Regions from separate parts of the Homo sapiens genome. Here regions 2 and 3 are each linked to region 1. A link is a loop called in an ENCODE intact Hi-C map of the cell type or tissue named here. Cell type or tissue: heart right ventricle. All regions are shown on one strand. Each heading gives the region's core, and the rest is flanking DNA. Links, peaks and the distances in the headings are about the cores only. Region 1 holds the start of RNASE7 (ribonuclease A family member 7). Region 2 overlaps LOC100507513 (a long non-coding RNA gene). Region 3 overlaps RNASE4 (ribonuclease A family member 4).

What was found. Hi-C counts contacts between places; a loop is a spot of excess contacts. Peaks named below come from ENCODE experiments on the same cell type or tissue, not always from the same donor. Only the 100,000 strongest peaks of a DNase experiment are listed, where the experiment ranks them.
Region 2: it touches region 1 in a loop (7-fold over the local background); 2 of 110 quality-filtered maps call a loop at or near these places.
Region 3: a loop joins it to region 1, with 6 times the contacts of the local background. A loop is called at or near these places in 21 of 110 quality-filtered maps.

The regions. Positions count from the first base shown.
Region 1 is chr14:21,034,386-21,044,559 of GRCh38, reverse strand. It overlaps RNASE7 (ribonuclease A family member 7), which reads right to left and starts at 2,198. Exons shown (of 2, transcript NM_032572.4): 1 at 2,118-2,198; 2 at 327-1,607. The coding sequence starts at 1,567. The coding sequence ends at 1,097. It overlaps RNASE13 (ribonuclease A family member 13 (inactive)), which reads left to right and starts at 9,753. Exons shown (of 2, transcript NM_001012264.4): 1 at 9,753-9,904. It also overlaps a transcript of NDRG2 not described here and a transcript of TPPP2 not described here. RefSeq lists a silencer at 5,258-5,422. In heart right ventricle, for the core only: CTCF peaks have their summits at 4,272 (motif pointing right) and 5,662; DNase peaks (open chromatin) are centred at 4,318 and 5,369; H3K27ac peaks cover 4,253 bases.
Region 2 is chr14:20,868,219-20,878,392 of GRCh38, reverse strand. It overlaps LOC100507513 (a long non-coding RNA gene), which reads left to right. Exons shown (of 4, transcript XR_110261.4): 2 at 2,650-2,856; 3 at 3,557-4,834; 4 at 7,937-8,158. Among named protein-coding and RNA genes, the nearest start is that of RNASE3, 18 kb to the left of the region's middle. RefSeq lists enhancers at 4,342-4,391, 4,502-4,601. In heart right ventricle, for the core only: CTCF peaks have their summits at 4,383 and 4,585 (motif pointing right); a DNase peak (open chromatin) is centred at 4,562; H3K4me3 peaks cover 838 bases.
Region 3 is chr14:20,694,405-20,704,578 of GRCh38, reverse strand. RNASE4 (ribonuclease A family member 4) reads right to left here. Exons shown (of 2, transcript NM_002937.5): 2 at 3,363-5,224. The coding sequence starts at 5,207. The coding sequence ends at 4,764. EGILA (EGFR interacting lncRNA) reads left to right here. Exons shown (of 4, transcript NR_174964.1): 2 at 5,081-5,257; 3 at 5,450-5,543. Among named protein-coding and RNA genes, the nearest start is that of EGILA, 7.4 kb to the left of the region's middle. RefSeq lists a silencer at 4,763-4,928. In heart right ventricle, for the core only: a CTCF peak has its summit at 6,667; a DNase peak (open chromatin) is centred at 6,678.

The sequences.
Region 1 (10,174 bases), core at 1,065-9,064:
ACTGCCAGAGTGGAGAGCCAGGGTAGCAATGAGGCAGGGGAGATCATTATCAGGAGGAAGGAAGCTCTGGCAGCTCCCACCAGCCTGTTTGTGACAAGCAGGCTCAGGGCCACGGAAGTCCCTTAAGGTCAAAGGAAATGTGATCCTGGATCTGGGGGATGAAGCTCAGACACTCCCTTTACCTTATGTCTTCAGGCCAAGGGGATCTGGCCAGAGCCAGGTCCAGGGCCTAGGTTGGAAGAGCAGTGGTCTAGAGAAACGGGAGGGGCAGTTAGAGAGGAAGAGAGAGAAGGAATAAAATGCCAGAGCACCTCATAAACAATCTCTTGGCTAGAGAGGTAATGACCTTTATTGCAGCCAACACAGGGTAACTGGCTCTTCAGAGCACTCGTTTCTTCATGAGTGAACTCTTACCTAGTTCACCGCTTGCCTCTGTAACAGTGACTTCTTTCTTGCGCAACTGGTAGAGTAGAAGGTACACTGTATTTAGAGCAAGGAGACCTAGGTTCAAGTCCAGGTTCTGCTACTAACTAATTAGACAAGCTCTTTAATTCATTAAGCTTTCTAAAACCTTAATTTCCTCATCCATAAAGAAGGCATACAATCCCTGTCAAGTCTATGTCACAAGGGATTAGAGGATTCTATACAAATATGAAGTGGTATTTATTTATATTTTTCTTTCCTTCAGGTCACCTCACTGCCACGTCAGAGCTGGGGAAGACTTCTAGTTCAGGAACAGAAACAGCTGTGTCCACAAATCCCATATGCCCCCTTTCCATTTATTTCCTCTCCTTGTCATGCTGCCCTAATGCCAGGGGGCAGGGGAGACATGTGCAATGGCATAGACCAGGGAACCCACAGACCTGAGCTTGCTGTTTCTTGGGGATAAGCATCTGGGAAAACAGCAACAAAAAGATGAAAAGCCATCCCTCTAGAGCTCAGCTCACCAGAGTGTCAGCTTCAGCCTCCCAGCAGAGGCTGAACCAGGAACAGCCCCAAGAGATGAGGGGAAGAGAATGCTCTGGGTGTAGGGGAGTGGTGCGGAGTCCTGGAGAGGGAATTGAAGGTCAGCCAAAGAGCAAGCCAGTCTGGAAACCTAAAGGACTCTGTCCAAGTGTACAGGAACCAGGTGGAATTGCTGAGAGTCCTTTTTCTGGGGAGGCTTACAGGCCACTACGTAAGACTTGTTCTGTCGCTTCTCTTTGTACCTGCAGTTCGGATGCTTCCCTGAGGTGAGCTTACACATGGTCAGGGACACGGCCCCGTGGCTCTGGTGGCAGTTTTTATCGCCATTCTTGCAGGCTATTTTGGGGGTCTGGCAGGTGGCGGCCACACTGGAGAAAGGCTCGTGCAGGAAGGTGTTGAGGTCTTTGCACCGTTTTGTGTGCTTGTTAATGTTTTTCATGGCTGAGTTGCATGCTTGAGGGCTGGGCTGCATGTGCTGAATTTTAAACCACTGTGATGAGGTCATGCCCTTGGGCTTGGCACTGACTGGGATCTCTGCCACCCACAGCCCCAGCAGCAGAAGCAGCAGAAGGGGGCAGAATCCTGCTCTGGCCGGTGCCATCTCTCTTAGGAGGAGCAGTCAGGATGGAGGGCAGGGGTCGCTGGGACAGAGGTGTTCAGTTGAGAAATTAGTCCTCTTATACCTGCTCATATGAGCTAGTCACCCATCTCCCTACTCGGTTGTCTCCTTTCCTCACTTTGTGTCTCATCTCTGCCTCTTCTTCTGTGTGTCCACATCCACTGCAGCCCCAACAACAACCCTGTGGCCCCATCTCTCATCTTGTATTTCTGTTCCCTTCATTCTGTCCCTGTTGCCTGTCACTCTTTGTCCTCTCCCCTTTCCCTTAAGTCTCATCCCTTTTGTGTCTCCATGTTCCTGTGTCTGTGTCTCATCCTCTCCCGATTCCCATCTCGTCTGTGTTCCCATTCTTTTTCATTTTTTGCCTCCATCCCCAACATCACTCTCCCCTTTCCCCAATGCGTGTCCTCATCTCCCCTAAATCCAGTCCCTCCTTTATCCATTTTATCGCTCACCTGAGTGTACTCTCAGGATCAGAACCCATCCCTCCTTCTCTGTCCTCACTCCTCCCCAGATCCTGCCACAGCCTCACCTTTGCGCTTGGTCTTCGTGCTGTGACTCCTGCTCAGTGGGCTGAGGTGGTGTCCACGCACTCCTAGGCTGTCAGATCTCTGAGGGCCTCTTCTCACTCCTGAACTCCTTAAGAGCTGGCCCGGGCTACGCTGTGTCTGTTTGGGGGTGGGCTGGGAGCATCACTGGATCAGGAAATGAATCAGGTTCATGCCTCTCCACTTACATGTCCCAAATACGTGGACACCTAAGGATGCCTGTACCTGCCTAAACATGTTCAGCAATGAGGAAGCTTGAATCGTCACATTCGAAGACTGTATTTGTTCCCTGGCCACATGATTTTAATGACTCTTTAATAGAGCACCTGACCCAGGTGTCAACTGAAATCAATTTCAGGAAGAGTTGTCATTCATATCCTCTCATATACACTTCTGGCCCTTGATCCTGGGAAGAGTCAATCACTGTGGTGTTAAGGGTTGCTTCTTCTCTGACCTGAGGCACAGATAGGACAGCCTAGAAAGATGCTTTGTCTGGTTCCTTGTCATCTGGAGATACTGGTTATCTTTCGGAGGAGATGGAACAGACACGAGGGAAGTGGGTGAATGAATCATCACTGTCACGAGGCCTGGCACCATCCCCAATAGCGAAGCCATTCCACAATGATTCACAGGCCTCTCCAGTTCCAGGTACCAACCAAGGCCACATGGCTTTAGCTGGAGAAGGCAGCCAACACCTCTCAATTTCACTTGTTCCCTCCCTTTTTTATTGAAAATTGCAAAAATTTAATACTGCCCAAATGTTTGTGTTTAAAATGCTGTTGCTGCTCTCGACATCCTGCCTTAGTGCTTCCTTCACCTTGTATGTCCTGTTCCTTGTGGTGGTTACAGCTGTGTGGAGCATCTGGGTCAGTGCTACTCCAAGCTCTTGTGAGCTTGGAATATGACACTCAGGAGAACCGAGACACCAAGGCAGAGAAGCATCACCCTCTGTGGGTGAGAAGGCCTGTAAAACTGAGATGAGGAATATTTTTGTTTTCAGAATTTACCTGTAAGTAGTAGGCAATCTCAGAATCTTGGGCATGCTTCATTCATGTGGTCAACAAACATTTATCGAGCATCTACTAAGTGTCAAGATACTTGGGATATATCACTGAACAAAAAAGGCAAAAATGGCCAGGTACGGTGGCCCACACCTGTAATCCTAGCACTTTGGGAGGCCATGGCAGGAGGATTGCCTAAGGCCACGAATTCAAGACCAGCCTGGGCAATGTGGCGAAACCCTGTCTCTATAAAAAATTTGAAAAATTAGCCAGGCATGGTGGTGCATGCCTGTGGTCCCAGCTACTCCAGAGGCTGAGGAGGGAGGATTGCTTGAGCTTGAGAGATAAAATCTGCAGTGAAAATCATGATTGCACCACTGCACTCCAGCCTGGGTCACAGAGTGAGACCCTGTCTCAAAAAACAAACAAACAAACAAACAAACAACAACAAAAAACAAAGACAAAAGTCCCTGCCTTTGTAGAGCTTACATTCCATTGGAGAAAGACAGTAAAAAAAAATACGTATACTTTGCTCAAAGTGATAATGGCTAGGGAAAAAAGTAGAACAGTATAGGGGTTGGTGGTCAGTAATTTTACGTAACATCGTTGAAATCGCTGACTCTGGGGCAGAGACTTGAAGATAAGAGTGAACTTGTGATTATCCGGAGGAAGAATGTTCCAAGTGAAGAGACTAGCACTGCAAAAGCCCCAGAGCAGACAGATGCCTGAGGTGTTGGAGGAACAGCAGTGTGTCCAGTGTGGCTGGAGCAGGTAACTGAGAGTTCAGAGAGGGACCAGAGACCAGGTCATTGGGAAGACTTACGGACCATTTGAAGGCCTGTGGCTTTTACTCCAAGCACAGTAGGGAACCCTGGAAGGGTTCTAAGTAGATGAATAAAGAACGTGTCAGCTTAAAGGATTACCTGGCTGTTGTGTGGATTATAACTGTGGAGAAGTCGCACAACCCATCCTGATCATAAAGTTTGTGTTCTGGTCCAGAATTTATGATTCTAAGTCAGGAGGATGGGGAGTTTGTTTTGAGGCCAGGAGGACATTATTTTAGTAGCTGGACAGCACAGCTGTGGGTTGGGGGTCAGGATGAAGGATCTTTAGAAGCAAAAGTGGTGCTGGAGATGAGAAATGCCACTAGATGGCAAAAGAGAATCAAGAACAAGTTCACACAGGCCTCTGGCTCTTCTGGTTTGTCCTCAGCGAGGCCTTGGTTGGGGGAGCAGCTGTTCACTTCTTTGTTAAGGTATCCCAAACTTTGCAGGCTGAACTTCTGGATAGAAGTTCTGGATAGAGAATTATGCCCCTGCTGCCGTAGAAACATGAATGTTAGGAGATAAAATCCACGGTTTAAACCAGGCTGTGTATCAAATGTGTATCAGCACAGGCCAGTCTAGCCTTTGGAGTGGAGGCTGGATGGAAGGCTGCAAGCTCATTTGAATGCCTAGCTTGGTCTCCTTTCTACTTCTCATTATCCTAGAGTGGGATGTTTTCAAGCCATGATTTAAATTTCCCTCTACACTTGTGTTTTCCTGATATTATAATTATCCTAGTTTGCTCTTCAACTCGAGTATGCTGGGCTGCGTAGAAGGCTGCCTTAGGACTGTGTGAAAGTGAAATAAACATGGCCCTGCTGCTTCAGTCCAAAGGGAAAAGAGAGTAAGGTTTTAAGTTTGCACATGAAAATCGAAATTGAGTCGTACCTACCATACGTGCAATTCAACTGAAATCTTTGTTTTGCCTCAATTATTTGGATAAGGGAGGTGATTTTGTTTGTGTGCCCAAATTATCCAGCTTCCAAGATCTGCTTCACCTTGTACTTGGTAGGCTGATTTTGCTATTTTGGCTTCACTGCATTCATGGGGCAACAGAAAAAGATGGAGGAAGGGGGACAAGTTTAGGAAGAACAAAAAGATTCAGGCATCAGGCCAGGGACTGGTTCAGGAGTTTCACAGGAGGAGAAGAAAGACTCTGAGAGAGAGAGCAAGAGCAGAAGACAAAACAGTGGGAGAGAAGACAGAAGGGAAGAAAAAGTCCCTTACACCAGCAATCTCTACCCCTGCTTCCTTCTCATTCTATCGTCGAAGTCACTTCTGTTGGCCCAGCTTCTCCTTAGGCTGTTGTGTGTGTGTTTAAGTTGGGGCGGGTGTTGTGAAAATCCCAACAGTGCCAGGTGGACCTCTGCCTGTCTTCCCCACAGGACAACAGCTGCTGCTTCCTCTCGCCTGTGCTGGGAGGGAGTGAAGGGGGAAGGGAGAGAGGAGGGCCGGGCCTGGATTGGTGCCTACCCTTCAGAGCCAAGCCTCTCTGCCTTCCGGAGTTCCACACAGCCTCTGGATACCAATGGAAAGCCCGTGAGAGTTCCCTTCCAAGCAAAAGCAGATCCAAGTTCTGTTATCCTAATTTTGTTGGTCCTTTGATAAATAAAGGTAATGGGCTCATTTTTGTAGACTGAGAAAGTGAAACATACAGCAAGTTGAGGTCAGATGTGGGACTTTCTTCAGGTCCTTGAATTCCCATGACCTTTCCTGGAACAGCTGTGGGTCAGGAGGAGGCAGCACTGACAGAAATTTGGAATCCTTGGCTCCCAGACCAATGCGTTTAGACAAGCCAGGATGGAGGAAAGAGGAAACTGATTTGGGGGTTCACTGGGGCCTTGTCTCACAAGCCCTCCCAGCTCCCCATTTATCTACAGAGCAAAGTATCATTTCCTTAGCCTGGTAATCAGGGTCTGTCACAATCGGGCAAACCTGTCTTTCTAACTTTATCTCTGATTTTTCTCCCACTGAGTGCCTCAACCCCAGCCAGACCGGTTTCCCCCCATTTTTCAAGCATGTCTTTCATAATCCTCTTTATCTCCACTGAACTTCTAACTTCACCATGAGATCCATTTCCAAGCCAGGGTGACCCTTCAGGAAAACTTTCTCTGACCCTCCCAATTCAGAGACATCTTTCTCACCTCTAAATTCCTACAGCATTTACTGTCTTCAGAATGTATAATTTTCTGCCTTGAATCACTGGTTATTTCTTCATGTGTATGTATTATTTTTCTCTTAGACTGTCAATTCCCACAAGATGAGGACCACCCGTTACATTTCTTTTGCACATTTCACAGTATATAGCATAATGCCTTGCATATAAGTGACCCTAACTGATTCAACTTTTAGAAGGCATTCCGTCTGCTCCTGAATGATCCCAGTCTGAGGTGGGATTGCCTCCAGCCCACAGAGATGGTTAACAGATGAGGAAGTGACAATGCGGCTTCTAGACTTCAGCCCTGGGTTTGAGGTGATGCTATGAGAAGAAGGTTGAGATGGCTGAGGCAATCCTTCAGGTTCAAGGACAGCCCAGGAACTGTCCATGACACAGTATATTGTTTGAGCAACTTGAATTGGACAGGGCAAAAGATAATGCCAATGAGATCATGGTGAGCCCACTCAGAGCAAAATTTTGGGGTTCTCCTCAGTCATAGGGAGTCACCCTTGCACCTGCCACCCTAGCCAGTTGTTCTATAAATGCTTACCATTGGGGAGGGAAGGGAGAGAATGTGTAAATGATTACATGCAGAGGGTCATCTTTACAGGAAAAACAACTCAGTTATTGTTTCAATGGTGAACTATCAATACACATTTTTCTGGTAGAATCAGCACCATTACAATCAACATTTGTTTAACAAAAATATTTTGATGTCCCAGATGTTTATCATTTTTTTAATACATAAGATACAAGTAAGTCTGCTTTGGTTAAGAAATTTGATTAGCTAATTATTTAGACCAGGGCTTCACAACCTCAGTGTTATTTACATCTTGGTCTGGATAATTCTTTGTTATGGGAGCTGTCCTGTGAAATGTGGGATGTTCAGCAATATCCCTGGCCACAGGCCAGTAGCAACTCCTGGTTGTGACAACCAAAAATGTCTCCAGACATTATCCAATTGTCCCTGGAACTACTGAATTAGACATATGACCTTGAGCAAGCCACTGTCACTCTAGAACTTAGTTTTTCATCCCTAGGGAAATGCTTGTGTATGTAAAACCCGGTGTAATGGGGTAACAATCCCACTAATCTCAGGCTTACGGAGCACATGACACCATGATGAGGTTGTCAGAATGGATGAAGTAATCTTATGCATCAGCACCTCTAGGACAGGATTTTAGGGAACAGATCACCAGGATTGCAGTTGGGAAGCCGAAGGCTCATCATCATTAAATCATTTAAGTCCTGAATGCTTTCCTCTATAATGTGCTGTTCAGTTTCTGTAATTGTGCGGCAGAAGTGAGTGGTGTTGGGTGGGGGGAGCGAAGAGCGGTGATGGGTGGCTGGGGAATGAAGGAAGAGGAAGAACAAAAGGTATAAAAAGTCCCTTTCTATTCTCAGGGAAGCTGCAGCCTTGAGGGACCAGGGAAGAGGTGGCATGATTCAAGGCAGGGACCACAATGTGGTTGGCTTCCTCAAAGCAAAGGCCTGAGTCAGCCAGGCTCAGGCGACACCCTGCATTGGCACCCGCTCAGTGTTGTCTTGTTGAGCAGCCTGAAGAATACAGATGAGCCACCTGCCCATGTGGGCTCTATCCTCACTTGCTTGACGGTGCCCACTTCCTTGGCGAGGTCTTCCCAGCAGAGGCTTTCTAAGTGGGACCTCTGGGTTGAGTCTTTCTATGAGCTAGCACCATGGAATAGATGGGGGCGAGGAACGGTGCAGCAGCAGGGTTCCAGGTAGAGGAGACAGCAGCAGATAGGGCATAGAGGAGGTGGGGGACAAGGTGGGAAGCAGGCAGGGATGCAGATGCAGTTGTACACATGGGCAGGTGCAAGATCATGGGAAGTCTTATGTCCTGTGAGATGTAGTTTGGACTATACCCTACGACAAGCTTGTCCAACCCATGGCCCGCGGGTCACATGTGGCCCAGGATGGCTTTGAATGCAGCCCAACACAAATTCGTAAACTTTCTTAAAACATTATGAATTTTTTTGCATGTTTTAAGCTCATCAGCTATCGTTAGTGATAGTGTATTTTATGTGCGGCCCAAGACAATTCTTCTTCCAATGTGGCCCAGGGAAGCCAAAAGACTGGGCACCCCTACCCTATGAGAAACAAGCTATTGCAGACTTTTAGACGAAAGAAGGGATCACACTTTTTCTCTTGAAGTTGTATAAGAGATATATTTGAGTTGAGTCTTACTGGAGTTGGAGTGTGTGTGCTGTCCAGGCGAGACGAGAGCATCCACTGAGGAAGAAATAAGAATGGAAGAGATGGGCTTGGGAAAAGTTTAAGATTGTCAGGGCTGTGTGACTGATGGACTCAGGCTCATACTGAGGACTCACCATGTGCCGGGCACTGGTCTAAAAACTCTTGATATACATCTTAATGGATCCTCATACTGCCGTGAGGTAAAAAATACTATCCTCATGAACAGATGAAACAAGGAAGCTTTCAGTGGTTTCGTAAACAGATAGATGGTGTGCAGTTTGTAAGCTGCAGAGGCAGGATTCAATTCCTGGTCTGTTTCACTCAAAAGCCTTGATCTTAACCACCATGCAGGACCGCCTCCCCGTAGCTGGGATTGGGGAGGTGGAGGGGTCTAGGATCACTTTCAGGTTTCTTGCATAGGTAACCAGGGAAACTGAGTTGACAAAACAGGAAGAGAAACAAGTTATGGGGAGGATGGATTCCATTTTGGACTGTGGTTTGTGCTGTCAGAAAGTGCCAGTTTAGGGGGCTCTACATGAGGAACACCAATCTTTCTCTCTGCGGCCTTACTCCCTCCTCCTGAGCTATACTGAGGGTGTTGGAGCACTCAGCTTTCTGTGTTCTGACTCCCCTTTTCTGCTGCCCAGCAAAGGTAAAAAGGCTCTCCTAAGAGGAGGCCCCAAATCTGGAAGACACCTTGCAGACTAACAAGGCTGAGTGACCTGTGGAAGTCAAGGGCAAGAGCTAGCAGTTTCCAGGGAGCTGGCTCTTTGATTCTGATGAAAGGGAAGATGTTGATGAAAAAGATAGGAGCGTGGCCCTTTCCCCAGCATGGCAAACCACTCAGAGATCAACCAACAGTACGAAACGGATCATGCCAGGCTCTGGCATCCACAGCTTTTCATGTTCAGGTTATGCTTTCAAATCCAAACTGCCAAGTTTGAGGCTTCAGAGTCAGCATGCAGAGATTTCCAGTAGTGCTCAAACTCTGACAGGGCCTGAGGTCACAGGTGAAGGCTGTGGGTGTGACAGGAGTAAGGCTGATAGGGACCGTGGGGAGTCCACATGGAGGTCTTTGATTCTCAGCCCAGCACTTTGGTGGGAGGCCCCTGAGTACATGCCCTCCTGGGCTCCCGTGAGTGGGATGACAAAGTGGCGAATGCTCTGTTCTCTGAGGGTCAGGAATAAGAAGCACTTTGTTCCTCAGAAACATAACAGTGCTTTCCTACTCACCTTGCCACGAGAGCACAGGCTATGGAACAGAGAAAACATCAAAGAAAGCCCAGGCACTTAGGAACTTTTGGCAAGGAGATTGGAAGTAAGTGTTCCAATGACACTGTAGAGGAGGAGACCAGATAGTAATGCCTCTTTCCTCCCACCCATCCAACCCTCTTAGCACAGGGGCTCATCAAACTCGGGGACATTCCCTCCTCCCAGACTGATTTTTACCTAGAAACCTTTCTAGCCTCTCCTCATCTCTTGACTGTCTTGGCCTTGGCAAGAAGAATACACGTCCCTACCCAGCTATCTTCAGCTCCTGTCCTTCCTCCCAGCTGCCAGAGAATTGTCAGGTCAGCCTGCTCCTTCTTTCTTCTCTGCATTTTTTACTAGCAGGAGTGCCAGGGGCCCAAGGACTCTTGGGAAGAGTCTCTCACCCAAGGACCAGTTAGAGCTCTTATTCTGCAAATGTAGCTCACGGACTCTGCAGAGGCTGAGATTCTGTGGTGGACCAGGGGAGCAGGGCTGGCTGAAGGTGGCTGGTTGTCTGGGTGGCCTTGGGCAAGCATCTCCTCTTTCTGGGTCATGAGAACTTGGTTATGGGTGAGATGATCTCTAAAGTA
Region 2 (10,174 bases), core at 1,549-9,548, 170 kb after region 1:
TATAAACATGCTCTAACTCTCTGGTTACCTTAATGTCTCACAATAAAGTTTTGTACTTTTGTCCATAAAGTTCTTGTTTATCTTTTCCTAGTTTTTCTCCTTATGAACTTAATATTTTTAATAGTATTGCAAATTGAATCATTTTAACATTTCAGTTTCTGCCTGTTGCTGGGGTTAGGGCTCAGAACACATCACTCCAAAATATTCCTCTCTAGCATATTGATTATTAACTATTTATTTAGAGAAACTGCCCGCACAGGAGTTAGCTCTGAAAAGCTGCCCTTTTGTAAAAGAAATTTAGATCTATAAAAGAAATTTTCACTGGTAAAGGTGTTTTTGATCAGGAAGAGAGCTGCTCCAAGGCAATTTTTATCCCCTGAGAGACTCTTATCTGCATAACAAGGCAACCTTTATTTACCATGTATTTACTATATGTTTCCTCCTCTCACGCTCCGGTAACTTGCACCACCACTCTCCAGAAGCCCCAAGCCTCTGTTTCTTTCTGTAGCTTAAGATGCTATATAAGCTTTATTCATCTGGCCTTTCTTTGAGTCTTATATTTTTGTGGGACTCCTATGTATACACACATAATTTAATACAGTTTTTCTTGTGTTAATCCGTCTTATGTAATTTAACTTGTAGCCCAGCCACAAAAAACCTAAGAGGGTGGAAGGAAGTCATTTTTCCCTCCCCTGTGCTGAAATATAAAAATAAATAAACCATATGCCAATTTTATATCTAGCAATTATTAATCTAAATAATTAATTTGCATATGTAGGGGTAAAGGGGAATTTCCCTTTCCCTTTAAGGTTTGAGTTTGCCGAAATTAACCGATGGAAGATTAGCTGCAGAAAAAGGCAAGTTTATTGTATTCATGGGGGAATGATGAGAGAGTGACTTCCCAGTAACCCAGTGAGGTTCAGAATCTATATGCCCTTCTTCACAGGAGAGAGAGAGATGGCGGAATGTAGGCAATTTTGAGGAATAGGAAATTATTTTTAGGAGAGTTGAATGGGCCCAAAGAACCTACCATAGTTTGTAAATTATACTCTTTGGAAACTCTTTGGAGTATGACAAAGAATAGACAACAGCTTCTGACAAAGTCTGCCTAGGTGTGGTGACATCCCTCAGTCTCACTTTCTGCTGTGAGTTTAATCTTCTCTGGTTAAGAAAATCTCAGGGAGGTGATCAAAGTCCACTGGGTTCTTTCTGGAGGAGCTTTGGATAAGGTAACTTCAGAAAGGAAGAGTTTCATCCTGCACTTAGGGGCAAAACAGGAGAAGTTAAGAAAGTCCTTGGTTCTGAGGCTGATTCTAACACCCTTTCATTTTATTTGATTCAAAGTGCCTAGCATTGGAGGGTGGGTGAGGGGGAAGTTAATGGTTAATGGGTAAAAAAAAAAAAAAAAAATAGAATGAATAGGCTGGGCACAGTGCCTCACACCTGTAATCCTAGCACTTTGGGAAGTTGAGGCGGCAGATCACCTGAGGTCAGGGGTTGAAGACCAGCCTGGCCAACATGGCTAAACACCGTTCCTACTAAAAATACAAAAATTAGCTGGGCATGGTGGCATATGCCTGTAATCCCAGCTACTTGGGAGGCTGAGGCAGGAGACTCACTTGAACCCAGGAGGCAGAAGTTGTACTGAGCCAAGATCATGCCACTACACTCCAGTCTGGGCGACAGAACAAGACTCGGTCTCAAAAAGAAAAAAGAATGTATAAGATCTAGTTTTGATAGCACAAATATAGGGTGACTATCATCAATAATAATTTTATTGTACATTTTAAAATAACTAAAAGATTTAAATTGGCTTGTTTGTAGCATAAAGAAAAAATGCTTGAAGGGATGGATACCCCATTTACCCTGATGTGATTATTAGGCATTGGATGCCTGTACCAAAATATCTCATGTACCCCTTAAATATATACACCTACTACATACCCATAATTTTTTTTTGTTTGTTTTTGAGATGAAGTCTTGCTCTTGTCACCTAGGCTGGAGTTCAATGATGCAATCTCGGACCACTGTAACCTCTGTATCCCGGGTTCAAGTGATTCTCCCGTCTCAGCCTCCTGAGTAGCTGGGATTACTGGTGCCTGCCATCATGCCCAGTTAATTTTTGTATTTTTGGTAGAGACAGGATTTCACCATGTTGGCCAGGCTGGTCTCAAACTCCTGACCTCAGGCAATCCACCCACCTCGGCCTCCCAAAGTGCTGGGATTACAGGCGTGAGCCACCGTGCCCAGCCATCATAGAGTTTTAAAATTGGAAAAATTGCACTTAATTAGATTAACAATTCTCAAATGGAAACTCAATTTGCAAACTAATTATTTCTCCTTACTTGAACATGTGTATACCAATATGCACATATACAAAATCACACATGAACCCACACAGTAATGTATAAAAAAAATACAGAATGTGAGAGCTGAAAGAGATCTTTTGTCTATAATCTTCACTTTAGTGATGAGGAGTAGAAGGATAAGGTGATTTGCCAAGCTCCAGTAGCAAGCTTATGATAGACACTAAACCCCAAGTTTCTGCATATTTGCAGTGATGTCATAGGCACTCTGTGTGATGCTGGTGAACATTTTAGGTGTGAAATAGTAAGCATAAAATTAGTAATACCTGGCAATCTGTTTAAGATCATTGACAGGCCTGAGAGTTTTCCATACGGCCTGCACCCTAACCTCTGGGAAGAAAATATCCACAATGAAATTTCTACAAGATTAGAGGAAGGAGAGAGGCAACGGGGATTCCATTTCTACTAGGAGTATCAACCTCTGAGAGGGATATATCCATCTCTGTGGATGTCATCTGCTCTGCAGAAAACCCTTTCTTGGAACTACCAGGTATGTAAAAAAAGAGTCAGATATTAGACCTAGAGACAGAAGGCTCACACACAGTCACCCAGAATCCCTGATCACCAAGAATTAGAACATTTCTGGAAGATGGGCTCTATACATGGAAGAGTTGGGAATCTTTATTTTGAGGCAGAGAAATATGTGGGGGAAACATAAACTCTACTCCCTTAGAATTGAAATGCTCACATTTTTAAAAACAGCGTTTAAACAGACATTTGTATTTAAGGAAGTGAAAATATTTTCTAAGATGCAGGTCATATGGATCTGTCAATTCTCTTCTGAGTTAGGTCACTCTAAAAAGGGGTTGGCAATGATACCTGCCTCACCTCACAGGCTATGGGTGAGCAGCAGATGGACTGATAGATGCAAACACCTCAGAGATGAAAGTTTTTAGTTTAACTGGTCTGCTTAGGTAAGGAGCAAGAATCACTTTGGGGTTTGGAAATAACCTTGTACATAGGACAATCCCATAAAGGGTTGAGAGGGCGGTAGTCATCTCCGTTATTGACAAGGAGGTGGAAAAAGGATGTGAGAACACTTGTTGCCAAGAGTACACAAAGAATAAGTGTAGAAAAGGCAGGAGGGGAGAACTGGGAACATTAAGTATAGGGCCAAGACTTCTTAGGAACAGGACAAGGGACCGTGGCTTGTTCTTTTGACTCTGCTCTTCTTTGAAATGCTTTCACAGGAAACATGAATCTGATGTGGACCCTCCTCCTTTTCCTCCTTTTGGACGTAACTGTCTTCATTCCAGCCCTGCCCTTCTCAACACGACATTTAGACAACCCCAGGTCGTGGGTCCCTAGAGGACACCACCGATACTGTGATGTGATGATGAGGTGCCGTTGGCTGATCTATAGGGGTAAATGCGAGCAGATCCACACATTCATTCATAGAATCTGACCACCATAGCAGATTTCTGCAGAACTCCACCACTGCCCTGTACCAACAGCCCCTCCATGTGCAGCTGCCACAACAGTACTCATGATGTCAATGTCACTGACTGCTTTGCCAGCACAGGGACCCGACCTCTTCACTGCCACTACCAAAAATAAGAAGGAGTCCACCAGGCCCATGCGAGTGGGCTGCAAGAAGGGGGCATCTGTTCACCTGGATGGCTAGGTTCCTCCTGACAACGGCACCTGAATGACTTGCACCCTACGCCTTCAAATCTGTGCAGCACTGTCAAGGTCTTCTTTGTAAATGCTTCGTCCTTTGCACGCAGGCTCCTGCGTCTTTCTTACAGCCTGTTCCCCACCAACCCCATGTGCCCTACCCCTGCCACAGTGTCAGGGCTTTTGGTGGAGGATAAGGCTGCAGTGGAGGGTTGGTGGGAGGGAGCCTGAATTACGGAAATAATACTCGGGAAAAGACTTGCTCCAACCAAGCTGCTAGACAATCCCCTTCTCCTGGGGCTGATCTTCCCACCAGCTGCTCTCATAAAACCTCCTGATGGCTGGCCCTAGGTTTCCTGGATCATAGGGTCCTTCTGCCTTCTGCGGGACATTCTATGCCTTTCTCCTCAATGGGCTCCTTCGGAGGGTATTAGGGACGATACCCTGGCGGGAAACCGCTTCCTTTAGGGAAACAAATCACTGTGGCTCCAGGGGTGTCACCGGAAAAAGCCGTTTCCGGAGAAGCCGGAGGAGCTTGGGCAACTCCGCAGGCCCAGAGCCTTCGTGGTCTCCCAGTTCCCGTGGCCGTCGTATTGGTCGGCAGGGGGCGCCGCGCCACAAGCTTCCTGCACAAGAGTCCAAAACTTCTTTCTTGGTTTCCTTTGAGACAGGCTGCAGGTTTCTTGGTTGCTGACACGGGTAGACGATAATAGGTGAATAAACAAAATCCAGCCAGCATAAATACAGTCTAACTGTTGAAGAACAGATTTCTGAGTCTACCATAACTTTCATACACTGCAGCACTTTAACGTTGAACCTGCCACCTTCAGATTCACACTGCAGCACCTCAGGTAAGAAGGAAAGGAAGTGAATATGCACTGAGGACCTACTTGTGTTATGAGCTTTACAGTTCAGCTGCGCTGGAGAAGAGTTTATTTCTTTCATGGAATCCATTACATCACCGATCCCCTTCTGAAGGAGGTTATTTTATCCACGAGAGGAAGCATCCAAAGGTGTTCATATTCTCTACCCTGTGACTCCAGCAGAATGGTGACAAGGTTTTGAAGCAAAGGAGGGCACTTGACTCTAGGGCAGCCGTCCATTAACTGACTAGCCCGGTGCCTGTGGAACAGAGTTGCGTGAGGATTTTACCCTTTTGGAATAATCCAGTGACAAAACTGGATACTATTACTTTCATTCCTTCCCCCGATGCCAGGAGGTATAGCTGTTTTGCCTTTGTTCTTGACATTCAGCACTTAGCCTAATGCTCGCTATAAAAGTGCCTTCAAGAAATCTTTAAGGGGCCATTTTGGTAGGTCTGGTTGTTGCTGTGGATCTTTTGTAGATGCCCATTTTTAGATTAGAAAAGTTTCTTCCCTTCTGCTCCTGTTTATGTCTCTTGAATGGATTGGGAATTTCGTTGAATGATGGGATTATACAGCATATTTCTTTAATCAGTTAATGGGGTGAATTAGATTAGTTGATTTTAGAATACTAAACCAACCTTGTATTCCTGGGATAAACCCATTTTGGTTATGTGATATAATCTTTTTTATATATGACTAAATTTAATTTGCTAATATTTTGTTAAATTTTTTTTGCATTTATGTTCACGAATGAGATTGGTCTGTAATTTTTTGTATTGCCTTGTTTAATTTTGGTATCTAGGTTATATGTTAGCTTCCAGAAATGAATTGGGGAGTAGTCCTTCTTTATTTTGTAACTGGAATTATATGTTATTTTAATACTTGGTAGAACTCACATGTAAGGCTGTTTGGTCCTGATATTTTCTTATTTTCTTTGAGACTGCTTTTTCTTTTTTCTTTTCCTTTTTTTTTTTTTTTGGAGATGGGTCTTCCTATGTTGCCCAGGCTAGTGTGCAGTGGCTATTCACAGGTGCAATCACAGAGCATACCTCGAATTACTGGTCTCAACTGATCCTTGAACACTCGGTCTCAGGTGCCTCAAACTCCTGGGCTTGAACTCCTGATCTCGAATAATCCTGCTGCCTCAGCCTCCAGAGTAGCTGGGTCTACAGGTACACACCACCAGGCTTAGCCTCAAACTATTTTAAACTTCTGTTTCAATTTCCTTAATGGTTAAAGAGATGCTAACTTTTCCATTTCTTCTTGAGAAAGCTTTGGTAGATTGTTTTTTCCCACGTAGGAATTTATCCATTTCGTCTAAAGTTCCCAAATATATTAGCACAAAGTTATTCATAATCTGTTTAATATTTATAGCATTGATTTTATGTCCTATTTTTATTCTGACTTTTTTGTACCTTTTTTATTGATAAAACTTTTGAGGTGTGTCTCTCTTATTAGACAGAGATTTTTTCAGACATGCAGAAGCGAGTACTTATAAACTCATGTAGAAACTTTTTTAGAATGGGTCCGTCTTTTTTTTTGAGATTGAGTCTCACTCAGTCACCCAGGCTGGAGTGCAGTGGCACAATCTCGGTTCACTGCAACCTTCGGTTCCTGGGTTCAAGCAACTCTCCTTCCTCAGCCTCCTGAGTAGCTGGGATTACAGGCATGCGCCACCACACCCAGCTAATTTTTGTATTTTTAGTAGAGACAGGGTTTCACCATGTTGGCCAGGCTGGTCTTGAATTCCTTACCTCAGGTGATCTGCCCTCCTCAGCCTCCCAAAGTGCTGGGATTACAGGTGTGAGCCACCGTGCCTGGCCAGGTCCACCTCTTGAGCCACACAGATCTGCTTCCCCAGACAGGTTCAAGAGACAACTCCTCCAGGCTTCCTACCAGTCTCTGTTCCTGAAGGGAAACTTAAGAGGAAGTTTACTGTGGACAAACAAACTGTAGTCACTGTCAATGCCGCAGATCTTGGGGCTGTAACTAGCACCCATCCACTCCTTCCTTTACTATGTATTCTAATCTCCCTTTACCCTTAGGTCTTAGTTGCTTATTCTTATTTACCCTCTCACCAGTTCTGAGGGTTAAGCCCTTGGTAATCATATTTTTCTCAGGCTGAGGTGGCTACACACTTACATTCACAGTTAAAATGGAGCATGGGAGTAACAGAAAGCACCCAAGTAGATTACTTGGGTTCTACATAAATTCTTTTCTGCCTCTATTGGGTAAAAGCAGCCCTACCTCCCTCCTGCTAATCAAGGTTACTTAGCCTTGACAGTATGGCAACTCCTCTTCACGTCTGCTGGTCCCTAGACACGAGAAATCCAAAGTGTCCTGGGAAAAGCTGTAGCTTGCAGTTCAATGAGACCTTTCTGTGTAAGTTGGCAAGGGTGCATCTTCTTTGGGGACCTGGACCTTTGACCCTGCAGAGCCTAGAGTTACAGAAATGAAAGCACAACATATCTGAGTGGGTCAATCAGAGAGATGGTAAGTGGAGCTACTCCTGCTTCTACTTCTCGGTTCCTGGATCCGTGTATTCTTCCTATTGGGAACACAGTACCCTTTACAGGCCTCTGATTTAATAAATACACTGCATCCTGAAGAATGATACCCCATACTTTCATAATGTTACCTCTTAGCTGCTGCTTCAGCTGTGTCTTTGGAAAGTCAGTTTCTCTTCTTTCCTCCCTCCCTCCTTTCTTTCTTCTACCCTCCTTTCTTCTTTTCTCTCTTTTCCGTTCCTTCCTTTCCTCATTTCTCTTTCTCTTTCTTCCTCCCTCCCTCCCTTCCTTTCTTTCCTTGAGCTGAAATGGCTTGCACCTTCCTTTTCCCACATAAACACCAATGGACTCTTCCCATTAGTCCTCTAGTTTCTTCCAGAGGTAGGTGAAATTATTGAAGAGACTTCAGCAGAAATTAGGGAAGATCTTCTGAACTGTGATTAAATGGAGTGTGGTCGTTTACCTAATTATCCTTGGTTATCACCTTCTGTGATTGTGATTTTACTTATTAAGCAGCAGAGCCATCTGGCGAAGACCTGCATTACTTTTTAATCTTATGCTTGCCTTTTGTCTTTCCCAGATTTGATAAATGGTTGGTCCTTATGATCCACTGATGCAGACTACTTGGGAGGTCCCAATGTCCTGGTGCCCAAAGGCAAGATCATTTTTCCCCCTGCAGTGTTTCTGTCTATCATGATGATGTGAGTGGGCTCTTATTGGGGGTGCCTAATGCTGCCATAAAGAAAGAGTTTTCTTGGCTTGGTGCAGTGGCTCACGCCTGTAATCCCAACACTTTGGGAGGCTGAGGCAGGCGGATCACGAGGTCAAGAGATCAAGACCAACCTGGCCAACATGGTGAAATCCTGTCTCTACTAAAAATATAAAAATTAGCTGGGCGTGGTGGCGTGCACCTGTTGTCCCAGCTACTCGGGAGGCTGAGACAGGAGAATTGCTTGAACCCGGGAAGTGGAGGTTGCAGTGAGCCGAGACTGCGCCACTGCACTCCAGCCTGGCGACAGAGCAAGACTCCATCTCAAAGAAAAAAAAAAGAAAAGGTTTTATCTTCTGAATTAAGCTGTATCCCTCTGAGCTAGTCAGGGAAATAGGCAATCTTTTTTTCTATGGCTCATAGATACTGGTATCACTGGTTATCACTTGTGATAAGTAAGCAACATCCTTCCTTCATAGATTTATAGCTCAGTGTTTGGCATATGCCCTATAATTATTATCACAAGCAAGGTGTGCAGAGGCAAAGTTTTCTAGGATACAAGCACCTGTCTGTTTTGTTCACCTCTCCCTATATGGCACTTAGCATAGTGCTTGTCATATCAAAGGCACTCAGAAATGTTAATTAAGTAAATATTAGTGATGGAAGAATGTCTTTCTATTGTCTTCACATATGAATAAAAAGGGGGCCAGGGGCAGTGGTTCATGCCTGTAATCCCAGCACTTTGAGAGGGTGAGGTGAGTGGATCACTTAAGTCCAGGAATTTGGGACCAGTCTGGGCAACATGGTGAAACCCCATCTCTACAAAAAATACAAAAATTAGCCGGGCGTAGTGGCACACGCCTGTAGTCCCGACTACTCAGGAGGGTGAGGTGGGAGGATCGCTTGAGCCTAGGAGGTGGAGGTCACAGTGAGCCGAGGTTGGGCTGCTGCACTCCAGCCTGGGAGACAGAGCCAGACCCTGTCTCAAAAAAAAAAAAAGTTAACTAGATAAAACATCCTTTGTTTCTGGATGTCCAAAGAGTTGTTTTTATTGTTTCACTGAAATGTCATGGATTAATATAGTCTGTATTCCTGTATTAGTAGCCTGCTATTACTACACAAAAACATTCGAATGCCTTCTCTTTTGCTGTATTTTAGACATTTTTCAAAAGCCTAGGTTTCTGTGTTGCTTTTGCTTATGCTGAGACTCGGTGATCTCCACCTGTTTCTAAAACCAGCTCCCTATCTCCTGCTGAAGAATGTTCCTTTTGTTCTTTGACTTTTGATTCTGTGTCTTGTGTTTTAAGGTTCAGTTTAGGAATCTCAGTATACTTTAGGTTGATTCCCTGGAATTCAAGTGAGATGCATTTTTTTCTTTTTTTGAGAAATTAATTAACAATTTATGCTAATGTGTGGATGTTTAAGTTCCTGGCATTTGACTGAGCTTTGTAATGTGTACTTTCTACACTGTGGAAAGAAGGAGTTCTAAAAATATATATATAGCCAGGTGCAGTGGCTCACGCCTCTAATCCCAGCACTTTGGGAGGCCGAGGCGGGTGGATCATTTGAGGTCAAGGGTTTGAGACCAGCCTGGCCAACATGGTGAAACCCCGTCTGTACTAAAAATACAAAAATAAGCCAGGCATGGTGGCAGGTGCCTGTAATCCCAGCTACTCGGGAGGCTGAGGCAGGAGAATCGCTTGAACCCAGGAGGTGGATGTTGCAGTGACCTGAGACTGTGCCATTGCACTCCAGCCTGGGCAACAAGAGTAAAACTCCATCTCAAAAAGAAAAAATATATATATTCTCAGAAAGAAAATATATCTATCTATCTATATAGATAGATAGATAGATTTCAAAATATGAATTTTTTTTTCCTATCAAGATAGAAGATCCTGTTAATAAATTTGGAGAACAATTAGATATTCAACAAGTAGACATTGTGCATTTCTACTTAATGGACATCTGTATTGCCAGAATGCCATTGAACATGATCCTGCTTTTAAAGTAGTGGTTGTCCAAGAAAGGAGTACGAGGCTGAGAAGATTCTCTTAGAGTGACAGAATTGCTAGATTGAACAAGTTGATTCAGAATAGGTTGCTATACGTC
Region 3 (10,174 bases), core at 2,152-10,151, 340 kb after region 1:
CACACATGAGGGCCACCCCAGAATTGGGAGGTCAAGTTGTTTTGATAGAAAGGCAGCAGGTCACGGGCCTGGCTCCTGTGTGAGGACTCTGGCAGCACAGCCTTGTATTTCAGCTGTGTGTAAGGAAAAAGAATGGGACGAGTCGGGGAGTGCTAGTGTGGAAGCGGTCTCCAGGGCGTTTTTGAGAGAGTGAAAAGAAGAATGGGGAAAAGACTTAGGGTCCATGGGATCAGTTAAGTTGCCCTTTCTGAGCTTGTAAAGTGGTTTCGTCAGGATAGCGACGCCTGATATCCAGAATCGGAAATATCCAACAGTGCCTAAGAAGGAAAGGAGTTGTTGTTTGGTGGTGGGGACTGGGGTTTGAGAGATCAGCTGGACACAATCAGCAAGGAGAGCACGTGTGTTTTCATGAAGAATTATGCTGAGATAGGTAACAGATGAGGAAGAAATTTGGGCTTTGGAGGGGGATACATGATATCCTTTTGAGAACAGATATTGGAGGAACAGGAGGGTGTCCCGTTGAGAAGATTTGTAGGAGGGGCTATAAAGTAGAAGGTCATCAAAATATTGAATAAGGTGAGAAGCAGATGGACAGAAAGAAAGTAGATCATGAGAAAGGGCTTGACTGAAGTAATGGGGGCTGTCCCTGAAGCCTTGTGGCAGTACAGCCCAGGTAAGTTGCTGAGGCTGATGGGTGTCAGGATCAGTCCAGGTAAAAGCAAAGAGAGGCTGGGATGACAGGTGCAGGGGAATAGTGAAAAAAGCATCTTTAAGATCAAGAACAGAATAGTGAGCTGTGGAGGAATTTATTGAGGACAAAAGGGTGTACGGGTTGGGCACCACAGAGTGGATAGGCAAAACAATTTGGTTGATAAGGTGCAGATCCTGAACTAACCTGTAAGGCTTGTCCAGTTTTTGGACAAGTAAAATGGGAGAATTGTAAGGAGAGCTTGTAGGCTTTAAAAGGCCATGCTGTAACAGGCAAGTGATAACAGGCTTTAGTCCCCTCAAAGCCTGTTGTGGGATGGCATACTGGCATTGAGAGGAGTAAGGGTGATTAGGTTTTAAAGGGATGGTAAGGGGTGCATGATCGGTCACCAAGGAAGGAGCACAGGTATCCTATACTTGTGGATTAAGGTAGGGAGACAGAAGAGGAGTATGTGAACTGGGGAAAAGGGTGGGAATAGGTGTGACTGTAGCCCAGGAATAGTCAGGGAAGCAGATAATTTAGTTAAAATGTCTCAACCTAATAAGGGAGGTGGGCAGGTGGGGATAACTAAAAAGGAGTGCATAAAAAATGTTGTCCAAGTTGGCACCAGAGTTGGGGAGTTTTAAAAGCCTGGCCATCAATATGCACAACAGTTATGGAGGCAAGAGAAACAGGCCCTTGAAAAGAAGGTAATGTGGAGTGGGTGGCCTCCATATTGATCAAGAAGGGGATGGACTTACCCTCCACTGTAAGAGTTACCGAAAGCATCTGTGATGGTCCAGGAGGCTTCTGAGATAATTGAGCCACGTCAGTCTTCAGCCACTAAGCCAAGAAGATCTGGGAAGGAGTCAGTCAGAGAGCCTTGGGCCAGAATTCCAGGGGCTCTGGGAGTGGCTGCTGGGCGAGTTGGACAGTCCGGTTTCCAGTGGGGTCCCGCACAGATGGGACATGGCTTAGGAGGAATCCCGGGCTGCAGGCATTCCTTGGCCCAGTGGCCAGATTTCTAGCACTTGAAGCAAGATCCTGGGGGAGGAGGTCCTGGAGGAACACCTGGCCACTGCAGTTCAGGCATTTTGAAGTTCTTGTGTGCTGGAGATGTGGCTGGGGCTTCTCTCATAGTGGAGGCAAGTAATTGCAACTCAGAAATATGTTGCCACTTGGCTGCCTCTTCTCTATTATTGTACACCTTGAAGGCGAGGTTAATTAAGTCCTGTTGTGGGGTTTGAGGGCCAGAATCTAATTTTTGGAGCTTTGTTAATGTCAGGAGTGGATTGACTAATAAAATGCATATTGAGAATAAGACGGCCTTCTGGCCTCTCTGGGTCTAGGACAGTAAAGTGTCTAAGGGTTGTTGCCAAATGGGCCATGAACTGGGCTGGGTTTTTATATTTGATAAAAAAAAAAAAAAAAAAGCCTAAATGCTAACTCATTTGGGAGAGGTTGGATAAAGAAAAAGGAGCATTAACCTTGACTGTACCTTCAGCTCCAGCCACCTCTTTAAGAGGAAATTTTTGGGCAGGTTGGGGAGAGCTAGTCATGGAATGAAACTGTAAGCTGGACCAGGTGTGAGGAGGGGAGGTGATAAAAGGATTATAGGGTGGGGGAGCAGAGGGTGAGGAAGAATCAGGACCTGGCTTGGCCTGGCTGGTGAGCAGCAGCCTGGGGAGGAGGGAAGAGGTCAGATGGGTCTGTAGAAAAGGAGAATTCAAAGGACTCAGAGCTTGGGGTGGAGACTGAAGAAACAGACAGGAGAGAAAGAAGAAAGATTTGGGACAAGTCACATTGGGAGCAGAGACTAGGGAGGGACTGATGTGTAAAAGAATGCCTGGATGTCAGGCACCTCAGACTATTTCCCCATTTTTCGACAAAAATCATCTAGATCTTGTAAGATGGAGAAATCAAAAGTGCCGTTTTCTGGCCATTTGGAACCATTGTTGGGTTTGTATTAGGGCCAAACGGTATTGCAGAAGAAAATAAGGCATTTAGGTTTTAGGTCAGGTGTGAGTTGAAGAGGTTTTAAGTTCTTGAGAACACAGGCTAAGGGAGAAGAAGGGGGAATGCAGGGTGGAAGGTTGCCCACAGTGAAGAAGTAAGTTTAAAGAGAAAGGTAGAGACACAGCAAAGGGGGTGGTGAGCAGCCCTGGGCTATAACGTGGACGATCAGCCAAAGCAGGCATCCCGCGATTGACTTGCCATCAAGGGAATGTGGGTGAATGACCATGGCAGGTGTCCCCACAGTGATCAGACACCAATGGAATGTGGGTGAATGATCAGGGCAGGCATCCCCACAATGATCAGACGCCAAGGGAAGACTATCTTCCCGAGTCCGTGACTGGTGTCTGAGTTTTGGGTCCATGGATAAAATGCGTCTCCTTTGTCTCTACTAGAGAGGAAAGAGAACTGGAATTGGAAGGACAGGGAGATTGAAGGGTAGCAAGAGAGGCTGGAGAAGACAGTGAAAAGACCGCTTACCCAATTTGAAATGGGTGAGATGTTCCTTGGGCTGGTTGGTCTGAGGACCTGAGGTCATAGGTGGACCTCCTCATGGAGTGAAGGCGAGGACAGGGGACCAGTCTCCTGAAGGAGTCCCCCTGTTCTGGGTCTTCGGCACTAAATGCCACACGCGTCCATGTGAAGAGACCACCAAACAGGCTTTGTGTGAGCAATAAAGCTTTTTAATCACCTGGGTGCAGGCAGACTGAGTCCAAAAAAGGAGTCAGCAAAGGGAGATGGGGTGGGGCAGTTTTATAGGATTTGGGTTGGTAGTGGGAAATTACGGTCAAAGTGGGTTATTCTCTAGCGGGCAGGGGCGGGGGTCACAAGGTGCTCTGGTGGGGAGCTCCTGAGTCTAATTGTCCAGGAGAAGGAATGTCACAAGGCTAATTGATCAGTTAAGGTGGGGCAGGAACAAATCACAGTGGTGGAATGTCATCAGTTAAGGCAGGAATTGGTTATTTTCACTTCTTTTGTGGTTCTTCAGTTGCTTCAGGCCATCTGGATGTATACGTGCAGGCTTGGGCTCAGAGACCTGACAGCTCCCTAATTTGCTTCTAAATATTCTAAGGGAGAAGGAAGAGCTGTGAGAATTGTCTTTGAGAGGAATCATTCTCTCTGGAGTAAATGAGACAAATCTTCTGTGTTGTGGTCATGGATCTGATAGGCATTAGTCTTTGACCAGAGTTTATGAGGTTATTAAGGTGCATGCATGTTTATAAACTAAACAAGAATTTAAAAGTCAGAGAAAAAAAATAATACCATAGCACAGTCTTCTCAGGTACCTTCGGTTTAGGTCCTTTATTACAAGGAAAACATAAAAAATCTTTCAATCAGTAAGAGCACATAAGTCTTAATGATCTAGTACATTTTTTAGTACTTTGACTTACTAGGGTGATTCAAAGTTTCAGGAAAAAGAAAATTCCCAGTATCATTTTCTTAATCTTATTAAACCCAAACATAAGAATGCCAAAAAATACAGAGCTCACATTTTGCTGGCATACATTTCCAAATTTTTAATGCCTCCCTGACAGGTGAATTTTAAGGATAAAAAAAGCAGACACTTTCAAAACATTCCTTGTGATGAAGTAGAAAAAGCCCTGGATAAGTGGCCAGCTACACTGGATTTTTGTCTCAATTCTTCCATTAACTTTACAGTCTTCAGCAAATCCCTTAACTTTGAGCTTCTATATGTAGTGACATCATTATAAGTGCTGTGGTATTAAAATGTGATAAACATAGATGAAAGCATTTTGAAATGTTTGAAATACTACATAAATACACATAATAACTAAATTCCACAGGATAGGATCTGAGAGAGCTAAGCTGACCAGTATTATAAAAGGAAGCTTATTACAGAAAAGCCCAGCCTCATTCATTACAGGTTTATGTCTCCATATCTCTTTGGTGCAATGTATTTAATAGAATGAGTTATATAGAGAAAAAGAGTAGGAAATGAGCTGAGGAGACAGAGCCTGGGACAGCTCAAATGCATTACTCACTGCTATTTAAGGAGTAAGTGTAAGGTCAACCACTCGCGATAATCCCTACATGGTGGCATCTAACCGTCAAAGTGCACAGGCACCTGTGGGTTACCCTCACAGGCAATGACAACACGTCTAGTGCTCGCTATGGCCCGATATCTGCAGTTGGGTGCCCTGGAACTTCCTGTGTCCCTGCAATCTGTGACCTTCACTACACCCTCATGGCAGTTCATCTTGCCGTTCTTGCATTGGATATTGGTGGTGCTGCAGATACTACGAATGTTCCAGATATCTTCATGGATGAAGGTGTTGAAGCGCTTGCAGTGATACAAAGTCATCTTCCGTCTTTGCATCATCAAGTTGCAGTAGCGATCACTGCCACCTGTCTCCTCAGGGTGCACGTGTTGCCGCAGGAATCGCTGGTACATGCCATCCTGGCCATAGGAGGGCTGGACCAGCCCCAGCCCCAGCAGGGTCAGCAGCAAAAGCAGAAGCAATGAATGGGTCCTCTGCAGAGCCATCAGTATCTTAGAGGTGCCTAGAAAAGAAAGCAAGGGGCAGGAGAAATAAGGTAAGAACTGGGCACTGGAAAAAGGTGTTGAGAATAGCAAGCCGGCATCCTGACTCCATAGTCTCCTCTTTCCTCCTTCTTATATGCACCATCTCCCCACTCATCTCTGCTACTTTTCCCACCCTTCTTCCTCAAGAGTGAGTAGTTTGCAAACATGATCTTTTCTGAAAGCAAGACCTTTCTCATTTACAGAGAGAAGTTGCTGTGGCCAGTACAATGACACAGGGCAGGGACTGACTGCGTGGCTGCCAGGTTTGTGTGGACAGAGTATAAAAAGAGAGAAAAGGTGAACCTACATGAAACTGCAGTTGTGTGTCTCTTGGGGGAACTCCGTAGGTGTATGATCTTTGGGGAGTGTTTGGTTCCCGGGAGGCTCCAATTCCCGACAGTTTGGATAGACTCAGCATACGTCACAGAAAGTTTACAAACTACTTTTAATACCTTACATCTGGGAATCTAGGTGGAGGAAGAGGACAGAGGAATATTTAGGCTTTGCCTTTCCTCTCACATGACTATTGTTTTTCTTTGTCATTAATTTTATTATTTTTCTTTTCTTTTTTGTCATGTGGCTATTATTCTAATGTGATTTAAAATCTATTCTAATTCTAGAATAATATATGTTATACATTAATTTAAAATGTATTATTCTAATTCTAATGTAAAATCAGGTCCTTTTGGAAATCCTTTTAATTCTATTTTTTAAAAAAAAGCAAAACCAGAATACCCAGTTACAGTTCTTAGAAGACAGTTGATAATAGCTACTGTTTGAATGAACTAATAAGTGAAATGAGTAAGCTAATGAACAAATGCAATTAAATGGATAGAGTAAAGATGTTTCCCAGGCTTATGAAATTGACTAATAAGAAAAGCTAAGAAATGTTTAAAAAATAAATTTAAACAGCACAATATTCTCAAAAGAAAACTTGGATTGTGTCTTCTTCTCCTTGCTGTTTCTATGCATAACCTAAAAAATCTAGGCCATGGAGATACATTGCTTTGTCTTGCATCTATTCTTGATGTTCCTTCTGTCTTGTCAATAGTTGTTGGTAGCTGTCTGTCTTCTCTGGTTGCAGCATCATTGTGTTGTCACCTCTTGGCAGTGAAAAATAGGCATATATTTTATAGCATTAAAAAAAAAAGCCAGAGTGGCAACAAAAAAAGCATTGCCATGTAGTTTCAGAACATTCATTGCTTTCATTGACAGATTAAAGAAAGGAATCCAGGCCTATCTTAGTCTACACCCTGTGCTCTTTCCACTATCTACTGCCTCTCTCATCCCACACCCAAAATATTCAGGATATCAAAGACATTTATGCTCAGAATTGCTACTTCCCAGCAGCAGAGTTTAATCAAGACTGGAGGTGGACTCACTCACCAACTGACTAGCCAGATGCTGCCATCTGGCCGTCACTCCTGGAATTGATGTGAATTGTGAATCGGCTTGATTCTTGCAGTGTAGCAGGGCTGATTCACTACAGCAAAGAAAAATCATCCCTGATTCAATAGGAAGTGAGCAACGCAAATTAGCAAGGGCAATGTTTTGAGAGTCAGGCAGCCCAACTCTGTATGTGCAGTCCAAGGACTGACCCCAGTTGAACTCCTAGTTTGATGTATATGGGTACTATTGTCTTTTGATTTCAAATTCTGCTTCGTAATGGTGGATCACACTGTGTGAATGACTGAAATGGCTTCCAAACGACCTGTACCTTACTTTGTTCTGCTGAAAGGCTACCTTTTCATTATTGATAATGAAAGCAGTATCAAACATGGATATTGTTCTTTTAAATGCCACCTCCTATATCCATAGCCATCTTTTGCCTTTGCACATAAAGATATCAAGCTGTATGTCATATCTGTGTGCCTGCAGCTGTAGATGTGAGATACAGTGTTAGGAAGAGAGGGAAGTAAAGAGGTTGTGGGAGGAAGGGCAGATGTTTGATTTCCTTTTTGCCCCAAGAACAATGCATACAACTTCTGAAGGTATACTTAGTACTTGGATTATAGCTTCAGCAGATCAATATACTTTGGTTTGCTCTTCCGGTGGCACCTCGAGTTTCCATGGTTTTATCTACTTTCTCTCATCCTGATTCTTTGTGACCAAAAATATGGTTTAGCAAGATGACTAGCTACAGAGAAAACCTCACCTATGCATGCGAGAGCAGACCCAGGACGTCAGCTTTTCTGCACTACTCAAGTAAACAAGACATAGAGAAATATTTGAGGACAGCAGGCCAGTGTGGATACCAATGGGTGCATCTCAAAGCTGTAGCTACAAGAGAAAATTGAATGATCTCCACATCATCCCAACGCACACTTTTGGGTCAGGATTTTCCCCAAACGCTTTCTCCACTGCACCACCCTGACTCACAGTAAGAACTTCTTTTGACACCGTGGTCTAAAAGACTGAGGCTGTGACCATGAGAAAATTACTTAATCTCTCTCAGCAGATTTCCTCATAAGCAAAATGAGCATGTAATACCTACCTCTTAGGGATGTTATGAAAAGAAAATCAATCTAAGCGCCTATAACAAGGCCTAGCACAGGGTAAATGCTCAGTAAATATTGGCAATTACTGCATTTTTTTTTTTTTACCACTTCCATTTTTCTTGGTTTCCTCTGCTTCTGTCAATCTGGATAAAATAATGAATGACTACAGAGTTGCATATATTATTGACTCCTCTTTATTTCGTAGAGCTAACTGTATTCTCAAGATATTGGAAGTCTGTTTTTAAACTATAAAATATCTCAGCTACTAGATTCCTAGAAAAATGTTTCTTCTCCAAATTGCATGGAATTTTCTTCCTTGCATGTCACTATTCTTCAAAGCATTTAGCATTTTGGAGTGTTCCTTCTTTTTCCTTGCAAAGCCAACAATCACAGCTGACCAGGACTTCAATTCTTCAATTGATTCACGCAGGATAAAATGACCTGCCTGTGACTTGACGTTTTATTTTAAACAGCTTGTGGTTGTGATAGAACAAGAGGCCCAGACCAAAAAGGACTAGGAATGCTTGCTCAGGTGCCAGTACCATCGGCAGGTCAGGAAACACTCCCATCCCACTGCCATGTGATTTCCTATGAAACAGCGATTTCCCTGAACACCAGAGCAAACTATGCGATGATAATGCTCCAAGCAGATGTTTGGAGAAGATGTGGGTTTTCACAGCTTATGCTGTGATCAATATAATAATGGTCCATGCCTTTCACTTGCCCTATCAAGGCCTTGAGTGGCAGCGATGATCTTGAGTAACTTTGCCTCACCTCAAGGAAATAGCACTGGTTGGAGAACTTGAGAAAAGGGCCCAAATAGTTTACCAGAAACTGGGACTTTCTCATTTCCTGAGAGGTTTTTGAGATTTGGTAATATGGCAAATTTTCTAGTGACAGAGGTTTGGAATACTTTTTCCTATTTTCTTAAGGAATGACAGTGTTTTCAGTTTTGAAACAGACTAACCCAAGGAAGAGAGATTCTTGTGCTAAGCACATACCAGCTACCTACTTCTCAAACCCATTCCTAAATTTGAATACTTTCAGTGAGGCTGGGCTCTCCTAGGTGGTACCTGGACAATGTTCTATAACCTGAGTATTGGGGAGCCACGGCTTTTGGCCCATTTCAGGGCAATACCAGGAGCAGGAGAAGCCACCATAGGGAATACTGAGACCACAATAATTATGTGTTCACAAGGCAGTGAAACTGGCGACTTATAACTAATTTATTGGCAACCACTTTCTAAATAAAATATCCAAGTACCTGTCAACAGAAATTAGTTAACAGGAAGCTAACCACTGAGTCTGTAGATTGAACAGTGTATTTTACAAAGAGTGTGTTAACCTAAGTTATGTTAACTTAAAAACAAATCTTGAGAATTGAGGAAGAATAAGGGATAAACTGGGATAAACTGGGATCTTTCTTTTTTTTTTTTTTTTGAGATGGAGTCTCGCTCTGTCGCCCAGGCTGGAGTGCAGTGGCGTGATCTCGGCTCAGTGCAACCTCCGCCTCCTAGGTTCAAGCGATTCTCCTGCCTCAGCCTCCCGAGTAGCTGGGACTATAGGTGTGTGCCACCACGCCCAGCTAATTTTCACATTTTTAGTAGAGACAAGGTTTCACCATGTTGTCCAGGATGGTCTTGATCTCTTGACCTCGTGATCTGTCCGCCTCAGCTTCCCAAAGTGCTGGATTACAGGCGTGAGCCACAGCGCCTGGCCGGAATCTTCTATAACTTCCCCAAAACATCACACTTGCCAGACATTAGTTGATAAAGTAAAAGATTACAGAGGAAATAATGTAATTGGTTTTTGAATTTTATATAAAATAACCATGACAAGAGAATATCCTGGGAGCATTCCATTCAAACATCAAAATTATCTCTCGCTTAAGACAAAAGGTGGCTACCCTGAATGAATTTTGGTATTCATGCTGGATTACATATGTGTATATGTGTGTGTGTGTGTGTAAGAGTGAGAGAAACTATAATAATCTGTTGGTATGTTGGTACTTGGTCCTTGGAAACTTCTCTCCAAGGTCTCATATTTGTAGAAGTAATATTAGCTTATTATTTGACAGAAAAAACAATTTGCCTATCTTGGAAATTCTGCTTAGTAGCTACGAGCCCTGGAATTTTTCCATCTCTCTCTGTAGATCAACATACCATACTTTCCTTCACAGAGAGGTAAAGTCTACCTCCCTAATGACTTGTAAAAACTGACTGATAAGGAAAAAGTGGCCCGGCTCAGTGGCTCATGCCTGTAATCCCAGCACTTTGAGAGGCCAAGGTGGGCGGATCTCCCGAGGTCAGGAGTTCAAGACCAACCTGGCCAAAACGGTGAAACCCTGTCTCTACTAAAAACACAAAAATTAGCCAGGTGTGGTGGTGCATGCCTGTAATCTCAGCTATTTGGGAGGCTGAGGCAGGAGAA